Regions from separate parts of the Homo sapiens genome. Here region 2 is linked to region 1. A link is a contact called in ENCODE Hi-C or POLR2A ChIA-PET data. All regions are on one chromosome and are shown on one strand. Each heading gives the region's core, a stretch centred on a gene start or an enhancer-like site at or near the end of the contact. The rest is flanking DNA. Distances are from core to core; before and after follow the strand shown. Region 1 holds the start of PPP1R13B (protein phosphatase 1 regulatory subunit 13B). Region 2 holds the start of BRF1 (BRF1 general transcription factor IIIB subunit).

Region 1 (6,683 bases), core at 3,100-5,599:
CCAGTTCCCATTCCCACGTGCAGTCATCACTTTATTAGTGTTCCCTGGATTCTTCCAGAATGTATTTATGCCAATATGAATATATACTAATGTCCTCCCTAAAGGGACTTTTTATCTGTTTTAAGAGTATTTAATCATTTTTAATTTTTTTAAATTAAAATAGAGATGGGGGGGGGTCTTGCTATGTTGCCCAGGTTGGTCTCGAACTCCTGGGCTCAAGCAATCCTCCTGTCTTGGCCTCCCAAAATGCTGGGATTACAGGCATGAGCCACCATGCTCAGCCTTTTATTTTTTTATTTTGAGACAGAGTCTTGCTGTCACCAAGGCTGGGGTGCAGTGGGGCAAACTCAACTACTGCAACCTCCGCCTCCAGGGTTCAAGAGATTCTCCTGCCTCAGCGTCCCGATAAGCTGGAATTAGAGGCGCCCACCATCATGCTCAGATAACTTTTTTTTTTTTTTGATACAGAGTCTTACTCCGTTGCCCAGACTGGAGTGCAGTGGCGCGATCTCAGCTCACTGCAACCTCTGCCTCCCGGGTTCAAGCAATTCTCCTGCCTCAGCCTCCCGAGTAGCTGGGATTATAGGCGTGTGCCACCACGCCTGGCTAACTTTGTATTTTACTAGAGACTGGTTGGTCAGGCTGGTCTCGAACTCCTGACCTCAAGCAATCTGCCTGCCTCAGCCTCCCAAAGTGCTGGGATTACAGGCGTGAGCCACTGCACCTGGCCTAATTTTTGTATTTTCGGTACAGACAGGGTTTCAGCATGTTGGCTAGGCTGATCTCAAACTCCTTACCTCAGGTGATCCGCCCGCCTTGGCCTCCCAAGTGCTGGGATCACAGGCTTAAGCCACCATGCCCAGCCATGCCCAGCCTTTAATCTACAGCCTTTAATCTTTATTTTTTTTTTTCCTGAGGCAGGGTCTATGTTGCCCAGGCTAGAGTGCAGTGGCGTGATCTTGGCTCACTGCAGCTTCCATCTCCCGGGCTCAAGTGAACCTGTTGCCTCAGCCTCCTGAGGAGCCGGGACTACAAGTGAGCACCACCATGCCTTGCTTTTATTTATTTATTTATTTATTTATTTATTTTGAGATGGAGTCTTGCTCTGTCTCCCAGGCTGGAGTGCAGTGCCGCAATCTCGGCTCACTGCAACCTCTGCCTCCTGGGTTAAGTGATTCTCCAGCCTCAGCCTCCCGAGTAGCTGGGATTACAGGCGTATGCCACCACGCCTAGTTAATTTTGTATTTTAGTAGAGACGGGGTTTCACCGTGTTGGCAAGGTTGGTCTTGAACTCTTGACCTCAAGTGATCCACCCACCTTGGCCTCCCAAAGTGCTGGGATTTCAAGCAGAGCCACCGTGCCCAGCCCCTTTAATCATTTTTTTTTTTTTGAGACGGAGTCTCACTCTGTTGCCGGGCTGGAGTGCAGTGGCACAATCTCGGCTCACTGCAATCTCTGCCTGCCGGGTTCAAGTGATTCTCCTGCCTCAGCCTCCCAAGTAGTTGGGACTACAGGCACTCGCCACCACGGCCGGTTAATTTTTGTATTTTTAGTAGAGACAGGGTTTCACCATGTTGGCCAGGATGGTCTTGATCTCTTGACCTCGTGATCCACCCGCCTCGGCCTCCCAAAGTGCTGGGAGTACAGGTGTGAGCCACCGCGCCCGGCCCCTTTAATCATTTTTAACATAAAATATTTCAAACATAGAGTATAAAGTACAATGCACCCCAACATACCCACCATCCAGGTTCAAATGTTATCAAGAATTTGCCACGTATGTTTCAGTTATTCCTAATTGCTTGGCTCTCTTTCCCTCTGGCTGAATTGTTTTTAAACAAATTGCAGACCCCTTACATATGCTAGGATGCATCTCTAAAAAATATGGACATCTTCTTCCGTAACCTTAATGCCTATATCCCATCATTACTGGTGATTCCTTTTTTTTTTTTTTTTTTTTTAGAGATGGGGGGATCTCATTGTGTTGACCAGGCCGGTCTCGAACTCCTGGCCTGGCCTCAAGCAATCCTCCCATCTTGGCCCCCCAAAGTGGTAGAATTACAGGCGTGAGCCACTGCACATTAACAACATTCACGGCGATTCCTGATGGGCTGCTCGTGAACTTTGGTCTGTGTAATGGAGAGACACAGAAGGGCTTTACAGGGTTGGGCCGTGTGTGCTCCAGGAAGATGGAGGGCAGGGGCGTGTTGGGAATGGTGGGGGCGTGGAGGCTAGAGCAGTGGGCTTATAATGAATGAGCTTGGTCCAGGTGGGAGGTGATGGGCCGATGCCTGGAGGTGGCAGGCTGGGTGGAGAGGAGGATGGGGACCAGCGGGAAGGACTTGAGGGGGAGCTGACCAGCCTGCCTCAAATGGACCCTTACCTGGAGGATATAGGATGCTTTGGTGTGAGGCACGGTAGCTGCCACTGTCTGTGCCCACAGGTCCTGCAGGCAAGAGGGGAGCCCTTGTGCCAATGCTTCCCTTCCTGGAAGAGCAGGCTCATTTGGATCACCTTACCCCGGGGGGCACCTCTCTGAAGAGCCTTGGCAAAACCTGTCCTTTGTCAGGCTTCGTGGGCCAGAAGTACCCCTTCGTGACTCAGGGACATCAGCTGTCAAAGCTGGGGAAACCAAGGCCCAGAGAAGGAGTGCAAGTTGCCTAAGGCCCCACAGGAGGTCAGAAGCAGAGCAGCTAGAATTAGAACTTAAGTATGTCTCTGACTTTCAGCCTAGGATCACTCATTATCTAGAGCCTCCTCTTCTCTCCAAACTCTGCTCCCAGAAGAGGGGTGTCATTAGCCATTCATGCCCAGGTGTGGATAGGTTTAAAAATCCCAGGGACGTCTGTACACTAAGCCTCCTTGCTAATCACGGCCCAACTACAGAATGCTATTTATGGAACAGCTACCACGTGCCACAAATTGTGCTGGGCGCTTTCCATCCCTCGCATCCGAAAAAGCCTCTTGACACGAGGCAGGCACTATTATCCCTACACTCTCCCATCACAGAGACAAGCACACTACGATGCAGAGAAGATGCGGCTTGTTTAGGATCCCAGGCGAGGGTGTGGCGGAGGCGGTGCTGAACCAAGTCTGTCTAACTGGAAAGTCCACACTCGCAAACACGAGCCCCCGTGGCCTCTGAGGGACAGGGGTGGCTCCCCAGGAATGGGCTGGTGGGAGCTCCCTGGCCTCCTCCCTTGCTCTGCCCCCACTCTGCAGCAGCCAGAAGCCTCTCCGAGAACCAGACAGGCTCCAGACTGACCCTGACCTCGCGGCGGCCTTCTCCACTGGGCCGGCGCTTCCCAGGGCGGCTTACGCCTTCTGTGTCTGGGGCCATCCGCAGACCTTGCCTTCTGATGCCCGTGGGAGTTCGGTGCTGCCGCGGGGAGCACCTCAGTCCCCCTGTCTGCTCTCCGCCGCGGTCCGGGCGAATGGCACCATGTGGGGGGCCCCGAGCGGGTGCCTACCCCCCTGGCAGCCTTTACTGAGGGTCTGCTCAGGGCCCTGCCCAGGGCTCTGTCACTCCGGCGCTCAGGCCCGAGGGGGCGGCGCCTCTGGAGACGGGACTGCAGGGAGAGACCCAGGCCCTGGAGACGAGGACCGGACCCTCCCCGGGGACGCTGGAGCTGGACCTCGAGGGATGCTGGCGCAGGTGGGCACAGGTGGCACAGGTGGGCGCGGGGTTCTAGGCGGGAGATCGCTCGGGCGAAGGCCAAGGCTCGGGAGCTGGTGCGGGGGGCGCGGCCCCGAGAGCCGCGGAAGACGCCGGTGGGGGAGAAGCAGGTGCCAGCCAAGGGCGTCGGGCCGGGGCTGGTTCCGAGCGCGCGGCCTCGGGTCACATGCTCGCTCCGGGGGCCCCCCGCGCCCCTCCCACTGGCCTCTGGGCCGCAGCCCCACGGCGCGCCGGCAGCCGGGGGTCAGGCCGCGGTCAGAGTGCGGGCGCGCGCCGTCGCCGCAGGGACGCTCCCGGCCCACAGTCGGCCCCCGGGAGCCCGGGTTCGAGTCCCGGCCCTGCCGTGATCCGCTGCGGGACCCGGGCCGGCCCTTCCCTGTCGGGCCTCAGTCCTCCCACCGTCCGCGGTCTTCCCTAGTCGGGGCTCACGCAAGGGCGGGGGAGGCCACCGGTGCCCACTGCGCGTCCGCCCCTCCCCCGCCGCCGGGAGCGCGGACGCGCACGCACCTGGCCGCCGCTGAGAGCGAGGGTAGCGGGCGGAGCCGGGAAGCCCCGCCCCTCTCCCCGCCCCCGCTCCCACCGGGCCAATCAGAGGGGGCTACGGGACCCGTGCGGGGCGTCGCGCTGGGGGCGGGGCCTGCGGGGGCTGAAGAGCGAGCCGGGCGGGCGGGCCGCAGGCTGTCGGGCTGGGGCTGAGGCTGAGGCTGAGGTTGAGGCGGCGGCGGCGGCGGCCGGGTGCCCGGGACAGCGACGCAGCGCGCCGGCGGCCGCGACAGGGCCAGCGAGAGCCCCGCAGCCCGCCGCAGCTGCCGCCTCGCCGCGGCCGGGCCGGAGAGCACGGCGGCGGGAGCGCGGCCTTAGGAGGCGGCCGGAGCGGTGGGCACAGCTCGGCGCGGAGCGTCCTGTCAGGCGGCGGCCGAGGGCGTCGCGGACTCTCCCCGCGATGATGCCGGTGGGTGAGGGCGGGCGGGAGGTGGCGGCGGCTTCCTCCGCGGGCCGCTGGCCAAACCTCCTTCCTCCCGCGGCTCCCAGCCCCCGCGGGCCGGTGCGAGGCCGGGCGGGCGGGGAAGGAAGTGGCTGGGCGGGCGCGCCCGGCCGCGGCGCCCCCCAGGCGGGCAGGTGGGGGCGGCGCCGGGCTGTCAGCGCGGGGCCGGGGCCGCCTGCGGGCCCTTCCTGCTCGGCCTCCGCGGCCGCGGGGAGAAGCAGATGCATTTGGGGCCGGTCATCTCCTCGGTCCTCTCAGGTGCGCGGTCGGACGCTGGGGCACAGGTCTGGTGGGTGGCGCAGCTGTGACCCGCCTGAAACGAACGTTCTGGGGTCGCCCTGGGAGTCGGCGGGGTGGGCACCCGCGCCCGGAGTTCCCACACTCTGCAGGCGCATTCCCGTAGCCTTCGCGGTTGTACTGAGGAAAGGTGCCGAGTGCACGGATTTGGAGAGCCATCTTAGGAATTCCCTTTTCCCGTATCTGCAATGTTGGTTCGTTTTGCTTTAACTGGTTTGTTCTCCGTGTTCTGAAGGTTGAACGAGGTTCGTTTGTAGTGGTGGTGTCTTTGTCCTGCCCTTAAGGATGCTTTCGCCTAGAAAGACATTGGCCATTAGATTTGCCATCGTCCTACCGACCCTTCCCTTTACCTATAATCTGAATAGGAGGGGATGCTGAATTCTGATTTTTAAAAATTGGCTTTTTGGGAGGTAAGCATCATGACTTATGAAAAAATGTGGGACTGGTTGTACCCAGTTGGAGAGGTATTGGTTTTCTGAGCGCCTATATCGTAAGTAAAATTCTCAAACACGTTTATAGTAAAGTAACACAGTCATTTTTTTAACCTACAATACTACGTTGAAAATCACATTTCACAGGAAAGTGCAGTTTCCCTGCATTCTCTACTTGAATATTGCCATTCTGCTATGCTGCACCCAAGGACATTTAGATTAGATCCCCCTTCTTCCTCTTTGATTTCCTTTCTCTTGATAATCTCTTCTCCCCGTTTTTAACGGATTCCAGCATGTTTTGTAGCCGGCTTTCAGCGTTTTCCAAGTCTTAAGGTTTGATCTACTTGATCCTTAGGTCTTTCTTTAGCATCAGACTTGTTGGGTTTCTAAACATTTGGTTTTAAATGAATAATTGTCTTGTAATGGAAAGAGAATTGGATGAGCATCAGAAGATCTGGGGTGAAACGCTGGTTCTTCCACTTTTTAGCTATGTGACCTTGAAGAAGTCAAGGTCTTTGAGCCTGGAATTACCTCTAAAGTAGGGATAAAAATGTACCAATATCTGAGCGCTGTCCTGAGGATCAAATAGGATGATGTATCCAAAAGTGATGGTTGAACAGAATGTCATACAAATATTTATTATTCTTAATATGGCTTTGAATTTTCAATTTCTAACTTTATAAGATAAGGCATTTGGAAACTTCCCTCCCTAATTCTCACTAGCTAGATTTTGATGAAAGGCATTATGGTGTTTCAGAATTTTGAAAGTAGTTTTAGTTAAATCCTGTAATAGTTGATTGATGCATTCATACTGTGGTGGCATTGAAGGATATCTAGAAAAATTTTGGCTGGCTTCGTCGTTGTATAATGTTTAATTATAAATATCCTGCTAAGAAACTTGGCTTACATTTTCCATATGATTCATTCAGACATCTTACCTCTATTCCACGGGAGTAGAGTTTTGAGTTCCTACCTTCACAGGTTTCCTTTTTAAGAGGTTTGTTTAGCTGGGAATTGGGGCATTTCTTCGGATTTCTCAAAACAATAAAATACTGTTTTTTAAAAAAACAGGTCTATTACCTGTTTAAAACACCGCTTTTGTTTAAAAATGCCTTTTAGAAACAGATGGTATTTCTCTTAGACTCTCATGTATGGCTTTTACTTTTGTATTTCCTTTTTGATCCCTAAAAATACTACTTGTAGGACTGAGTCCTTCCTCTATTAACACAGTTGGAGTTGGTTGTAAATTTAGTAGGAGTTTTCAGAAATGCCATTCTTACTTGGTAATATTTTAAAC
Region 2 (6,683 bases), core at 1,859-4,358, 1.5 Mb before region 1:
GCCTGACTGTCCTGCACCGCTGTGGCCTGGGAGGCATGCTGCCCCTTGCACCTGCAGGCACCTCACAGGCTTTGGTGAGGGAGCACACGAAATAACCCCTCTAGTCTGTCAGGTGAGAGCAAGGATCCAGTGGCCACATGGCCTCAGATTGGATTCTGGCTTTGTTACCTACTGGCTATGAGATTTGGGGCTGTCACCCCTCACATCCTCAAGGGCTCCCTCCATAAAATGGAGACAACAGTGTCTGCAAGCTAGTGTTGCCATAAGGATGAAATGTCATCATGGACAGAGAGCATTTTGCATAGAGATCAATAATACATATTTGAAAAATCCCCAACATTTAGAAACAAAACAATACACTTCCTAATAACCCTTGGATCCGGGAGGAAATTAAGAGTGGAGACAATCTTGAGCTGAATGAAAATGAAAACACAGCACATTGAAATGTGCAGGATTCAGCTAAAGTGGTAATTACAGGGAGAATTATAGCAATAAAATGCCTATTTATAAAGGAAAAGAGATCTTAAATCAATGATTTCATCTTTCACCTTAAAAAACTAGGAAAAGGCCAGGCGCGATGGCTCACGCCCATAGTCCCAGCACTTTGGGAGGGCGAGACAGGTGGATCACGAGGTCAGGAGATCAAGACCATCCTGGCTAACACAGTGAAACCCTGTCTCTACTAAAAATACAAAAAATTAGCCAGGCATGGTGGTGGGCACCTGTAGTCCCAGCTACTTGGGAGGCTGAGGCAGGAGAATGGCATGAACCCGGGAGGTGGAGGTTACAGTGAGCCAAGATCGCACCACTGCATTCCAGCCTGGGTGACAGAGCGAGACTCCACCTCAAAAAACAAAACAAAACAAAAACTAGAAAAAGGGGCCGGGTGCATTGGCTCACGTGTAGAATCTCAACACTTTGGGAGACCAAGACAGGTGGATCACTTGAGGTCAGGAGTTTGGGACCAGCCTAGCCAACATGGTGAAACCCCATCTCTACTAAAAATACAAAAATTAGCTGGGCGTGGTGGCACATGCCTGTAATTCCAGCTACTTGGGAGGCTGAAGTGACAGAATCACTTGAACCTGGGAGGTGGAAGTTGCAGTGAGCTGAGATGGCACCACTGAACTCCAGCCTGGGTGTTCTCTATCTCAAAAAAAAAAAAGAACTAGAGAAAGGGCGGGGAGCAGTGGCTCATGCCTGTAATCCCAGCACTTTGGGAGGACAGGGCGGGGAGCAGTGGCTCATGCCTGTAATCCCAGCACTTTGGGAAGACAAGGCGGGTGGCTCACTTGAGCCCAGGAGTTCCAGACCAGCCTGGGCAAATGAGGCAAAAACCCATCTCTACAAAAAATATTATCTGGGTGTGGTGGCACATGCCTGTAGTTCCAGCTACTCGGGAGGCTGAGGTGGGAGGATCACCTGAGCCCAGGAGGTAGAGTCTGCAGTGAGGCTTGATTATGCTACTGCACTCCACCTTGGGTGACAGAATGAGACACTATCTCAATTTTTAAAAAATGAAGAAACTAGAAAAAGGGAACACATTGAACCAAATTAAGTGGAAAGAAGGATCTAACAAAAATGAGAGCAGAAATTAATGAAATAGGGCCATGCACGGTGGCTCATGCCTGTAATCCCAGCACTTTGGGAGGCTGAAGTGGGCGGATCACCTGAGGTCGGGAGTTCAAGACTGGCCTGACCAACATGGAGAAACCCCGTCTCTACTAAAAATACAAAATTAGCCAGGTGTGGTGGTGCATACCTGTAATCCCAGCTACTCGGGAGGCTGAGAGAGGAGAATCGCTTAAACCCAGGAGGCAGAGGTTGCAGTGAGCCGATATCTCACCACTGCACTCCAGCCTGGGCAACAGAGCAGAGACTCCGTCTCAAAAAAAAAAAAAAAAGAAAGAAAAAAAAGAGGGTGGGGTCTTCCGCATTTCCTTTTTTCTCTTTTTTTTTTTTGAGACAGAGTTTCACTCTTGTCACCCGTCACCCAGGCTGGAGTGCAATGGCGGGATCTCAGCTCACTGCAACCTCCACCTCTCAGGTTCAAGTGGTTCTCCTGTCTCAGACTCGCGAGTAGCTGGGATTACAGGCGCCCACCACCAAGCCTGGCTAATTTTTTTGTATTTTTAGTGGAGACGGGGTTTCGCCATGTTGGCCAGGCTGGTCTCGAACTCCTCACCTTACGTGATCCGCCTGCCTTGGCCTCCCAAAGTGCTGGGATTACAAGCGTGAGCCACTACGCCTGGTTACGCATTTCTTTTTAGGCTCATTCCTGGGTATGTCACCGGCCCTATGGCGATTGTGAACAGCACCTGCAGATATTTGAGGGCGTGCGCAGCCAGGGTTCCCGCTCTGGGCAGGGGGCACAGCGAGGTGACTCACGGGTAACCACAGGTGGCCACGAATGACTGCTAGAAAGTGGGAATTTTAGGGGAACAGAAAACGGAGAATAGCGGGGCGCACGGGGAGGCTCTGGAACCTGGGCGAGCGGAGCGGCGGACGCCGCAAATGCGGAGGGCGGGGCAGGGTGGCCCCTGGCGGGTGTCTCCACCTCTGCGGCCAGGCCCCCCAGCGCAGCTGCCCTGGCCCCGCCCACCACTCCCAGAGCCCGGGGTTGGGTCCCAGGTCGCCCTCAGGAGCCAAGGCCCCGCCCACCACGCTCGGCCCCCTCGCCTCAAGCCCCGCCCACAGTTCGGGTCCAGACCCAGGCTCCGCCCCCTTCCCCCGCCCACAGCTCCAGTTCCCTTCGCAGGCCGTCTCTCCACGGGAGGCCCCGCCCCCCACCCTCAGCCCCGCATCCGGCTGAGTCCTCACCCCAGGCCTCGCTCGCCGCTGGAGACCGCGCTCACTATCCGAGGAGGACCCTCCTCTGCCCCGCGTCCAGCTTTAGTCCCCGACTGCGTTCATCGCCAAGGGCCCGCCCACTGCCTTAGGTCGCGTCGCCAGCCTTGGGTCCCGTCGCCAGCCTTGGGTCCCGTCCCCGGCTGCACTCACCGCGAGGCCCCACCCTTAGCTCTAGTCCCCGGTGTCGCCCACCGACGAGGCCCCGCCCCAAACTCCAGTCCCGGGCTGCGCTCACCGCCGTGGCCCCGCCCCCAAGCGCCAGTCCTCGGCTGCGCTCACCGGTAGGCCCCGCTCGGGTTCCGCCGAAGCCCAGCCCCCGCAGGTCGCCCCTCCGACGCCGGCGCGCCGCAAGGGAGGCCAGCTCGCTCGCAGTGGGGAGGTCGCGGCTCCAGTCCTCGCGTCCCCGCCGTGGTCCCGGTGCCTGTCCCATCCCGCGGGCGCGGCCGTTGCGGGCGGCGCGGCCCGGGCGCGCGCGGCGAATCTGCGGCTGCGAATCGGCTGGAGCGGGGCCTCGCGAGAGCGGCGAGGCCTGGGCGGCTGGGCCTGGGCGGGCGGCGCGGGCTGCTCCGGAGGCTCGGGTGGCTTGAGAGTCTTGGGAGGCTCCGGGCGCTGCCCGCGCGGTCGCCGGCATGACGGGCCGCGTGTGCCGCGGTTGCGGCGGCACGGACATCGAGCTGGACGCGGCGCGCGGGGACGCGGTGTGCACCGCCTGCGGCTCAGTGCTGGAGGACAACATCATCGTGTCCGAGGTGCAGTTCGTGGAGAGCAGCGGCGGCGGCTCCTCGGCCGTGGGCCAGTTCGTGTCCCTGGACGGTGAGTCCCGCGGGCTGGCGCTGCGCGGATTTCTCGGTGCGGCTTAGGCGGGCTGGAGGCGGTGACGGCGCGGCCGGGACCAGCGCCTCGGTACCGCACGCTCTGTCGGGGCGCGCGGTTCTGCGCCGTCTGGGCGCGAGTGTGGATCCCCTTGGCGAGAATGTAGACCTTCTTCGCGCGCCTGTGGACCCCCGTGGCGTGCGTGGACTTCCTCGACACACGCGTGGGCCAGGGCAGCCAGCACAGGGAGGGTTGAAGAGAGCCTGGGGAGCCCAGAAGGCCCCTCAAGCTGCCCCTCACTGTCACTCTCTGTGCCTGCAGTTTTGTTTTCAGCAATGTCTGGTACTTAGAATCCGATTGCTGCTGCCCTTGGCCTTGGTGGTTACCGGGCGGATGCCCTAGGGCCACTCAGGCTGCTGCAGGCCTCGGAGGGGACGTTTCAGTGATGGGCAGTATTGCGGGCTGGGGATGGACCCCAGCCTGTGGAAGGAGCTGGACTGTGGCCAGTTTCAGGTGGTTGTGAATAGAGCTGCTAAAAGGATTCATTTGCAGCTCTCTGTGTGAACATACGTTTTCATTTCTCTGGGGAACTTAGCTGTATGTGTAACTCTATGGGAAACTGTCATGAACTGTTTTGTGATGTGGCTGTGCCATTATGCATTCTCACCAGTTGCCCCACATCTTCACCAGCACTTGGTGTTGTCGATGTTTTTATTTCGGTTGTTCTAACAGGTGTGTGGCATCTCATCATAGTGGTATTCTGTATTTCTCTACTGGCTAGTGATGTTCAACCTTATTAGGGTGCTTATTTGCCATGCCCGAATCCTCTTTGTTGAAATGTGTGCTCAAGTCTTATTTTTTTATTTATCTCGAGACAGGATCTCACTCTGTGGCCCAGGCTGGTGTGCAATGGCCCAGTCATGGCTCTCTGCAGCCTTGAACTCCTAGGCTCAGGCAATTCTCCTGCCTCAACCTCCTGAGTAGCTGAGACTACAGGTGCATGCCACCATGCTGTGATCATTTATTTTATTTTATTTTTAGTAGAGACAAGGTCTCTATGTTGCCCAGGCTGGTCTCAAACTCCTGGGCTCAAGTGATACTCCAGCCTTGGCCTCCCGAATTGCTGGGATTACAGCGTGAGCCACCACACCCTGACTCTCATTTTTTATTTGGGTTGTTTTCTTATTGTTGAGTTTTGGGAGTTCTTTGTGGATTGTAGTTACAAGCCCTTTGTTGTATATGTGATTTTCAAAGCAGAAGTTTTTTTTCTTTTGAGATGGAGTCTTGCTCTGTTGCCCAGGCTGGAGTGCAGTGGCTCGATCTCGGCTCACTGCAAGCTCTGCCTCCCAGGCTCACGCCATTCTCCTGCCTCAGCCTCCCGAGTAGCTGGGACTACAGGAGCCCACTACCATGCCCGGCTAATTTTTTTTGTATTTTTTAGTGGAGACGGGGTTTCACTGTGATAGCCAGGATGGTCTCGATCTCCTGACCTCGTGATCCGCCTACCTCGGCCTCCCAAAGTGCTGGGATTACAGGCGTGAGCCACTGCGCACGGCCTCAAAGCAGAAGTTTTAACTTTTTTTTTTTTTTTGAGACAGAATCTTGCTCTGTGGCCCAGGCTGGAGTGCAGTGGCACAATCTCGTTTCACTGCAACCTCTGCCTCCCAGGTTCAAGTGATTCTCGTGCCTCAGCCTCCCAAGTACCTGGGATTACAGGCGTGCGCCACCTCACTTGGCTAATTTTTGTATTTTTAGTAGAGACAGGGTTTCACCCTGTTCGTCAGGCTGGTCTTGAACACCTGACCTCAAGTGATCCGCCTGCCTCAGCCTCCCAAAGTGCTGGGATTACAGGCGCGAGCCACCGCACCTGGCCTAAATCTGTGGTCCATCTATGTTTTGTATAAGGTGTGCTTTGTAGGCTGAGGCTCATTGTTTATCTGGAGGTCCCCTTGTTTCAACACCGTTTGTTGAAAGACTGAAGGCCTTTGCTCCCTCGGCTGTGCTCACTGGGCCCCGTCCGTGCAGGTCTGTCTCTGGGCCTTGTGTCCTGCCCTGTTGATCAGGTGCCGTTTTCCTTTGTCAGCATCACACGCTTTTTTACTATACCTGTTATATTGTCCTGAAATCAGATATTGTGAGTCCCTCAACCTTTGTTCTTCCTTTTCAAAGTTGTTGTGGCTATTAATTTCCCTTTCTCTTTTTAATTTTAGAGTAAGTTTGTGCATCTCTGCAGGTCACATATTCTTACCTGAAATGCTTGGGACCAGAAGTGTTTTGGATACCAGAGTTTTCTGATTTTGGAATATCTGCATTATAATTACTGGTTAAGCATCCCTAATCGAAAAATCTGAAATCTGAGATGCTCCAGTGAGCATTTCCTTTGAGCATCGTGTTGATACTCAAAAAGTTTCATGTTTTGGAGCATTTATTTTTTATTTTATTTTTTTCTTGAGACGGAGTCTCGCTTTGCTGCCCATGCTGGAGTGCAGTGGCACTATCTCGGCTCACTGCAAGCTCCGCCTCCTGGCTTCACGCCATTCTCCTGCCTCAGCCTCCCAAGTAGCTGGGACTACAGGCGACCGCCACCACGCCCGGCTAATTTTTTGTATTTTTAGTAGAGACGGGGTTTCACCGTGTTAGCCGGGATGGTTTCGATCTCCTGACCTCGTGATCCACCTGCCTCAGCCTCCCAAAGTGCTGGGTTTACCAGCGTGAGCCACTGCACCGGGCCGTTTTGGAGCATTTATAATCTCAGATTTTTGGATTTGGGATGTTCAACCTGTACAAAAGTCCTGGTGGGGTTTTCATTGGAATTGCATTAAACCTCTTGATATATTTAGGGAGAGCTGACATTTTTTCTTTCTTTCTCTTTTTTTGAGACAGAGTCTCACCCTGTCACCCACGCTGAAGTGCAGTGGCGCGATCTGAGCTCACTGCACCCTCCGCCTCCCGAGTTCAAGTGATTCTGCTGCCTCAGCCTTCTGAGTAGCTGGGACTGCAGGCACACGCCACCACACCCA

The links. Hi-C counts contacts between places; a loop is a spot of excess contacts on that map. ChIA-PET counts read pairs that join two places held with the same protein, here RNA polymerase II (POLR2A). Pooled maps may share reads with other maps.
Region 2: a map of breast epithelium shows a loop between it and region 1 (11-fold over the local background). The contact joins the promoter of BRF1 here to the promoter of PPP1R13B in region 1. A Hi-C loop is called at or near these places in 2 of 168 maps with a recorded cell type or tissue (ascending aorta and breast epithelium) and 5 of 50 pooled maps. POLR2A ChIA-PET finds 5 or more read pairs at or near these places in 1 of 52 experiments (OCI-LY7).

Annotation. Positions count from the first base shown.
Region 1 is chr14:103,845,241-103,851,923 of GRCh38, reverse strand. PPP1R13B (protein phosphatase 1 regulatory subunit 13B) reads left to right here and starts at 4,349. Exons shown (of 17, transcript NM_015316.3): 1 at 4,349-4,625. The coding sequence starts at 4,617. It overlaps PPP1R13B-DT (PPP1R13B divergent transcript), which reads right to left and starts at 4,203. Exons shown (of 3, transcript NR_038436.1): 1 at 4,181-4,203. RefSeq lists silencers at 3,790-3,859, 3,880-4,009, 4,030-4,469, 4,640-4,839.
Region 2 is chr14:105,297,426-105,304,108 of GRCh38, reverse strand. BRF1 (BRF1 general transcription factor IIIB subunit) reads left to right here and starts at 3,108. Exons shown (of 18, transcript NM_001519.4): 1 at 3,108-3,663. The coding sequence starts at 3,480. It also overlaps the pseudogene LOC124903409 and a transcript of PACS2 not described here. RefSeq lists silencers at 2,427-2,796, 3,027-3,436 and an enhancer at 4,287-4,366.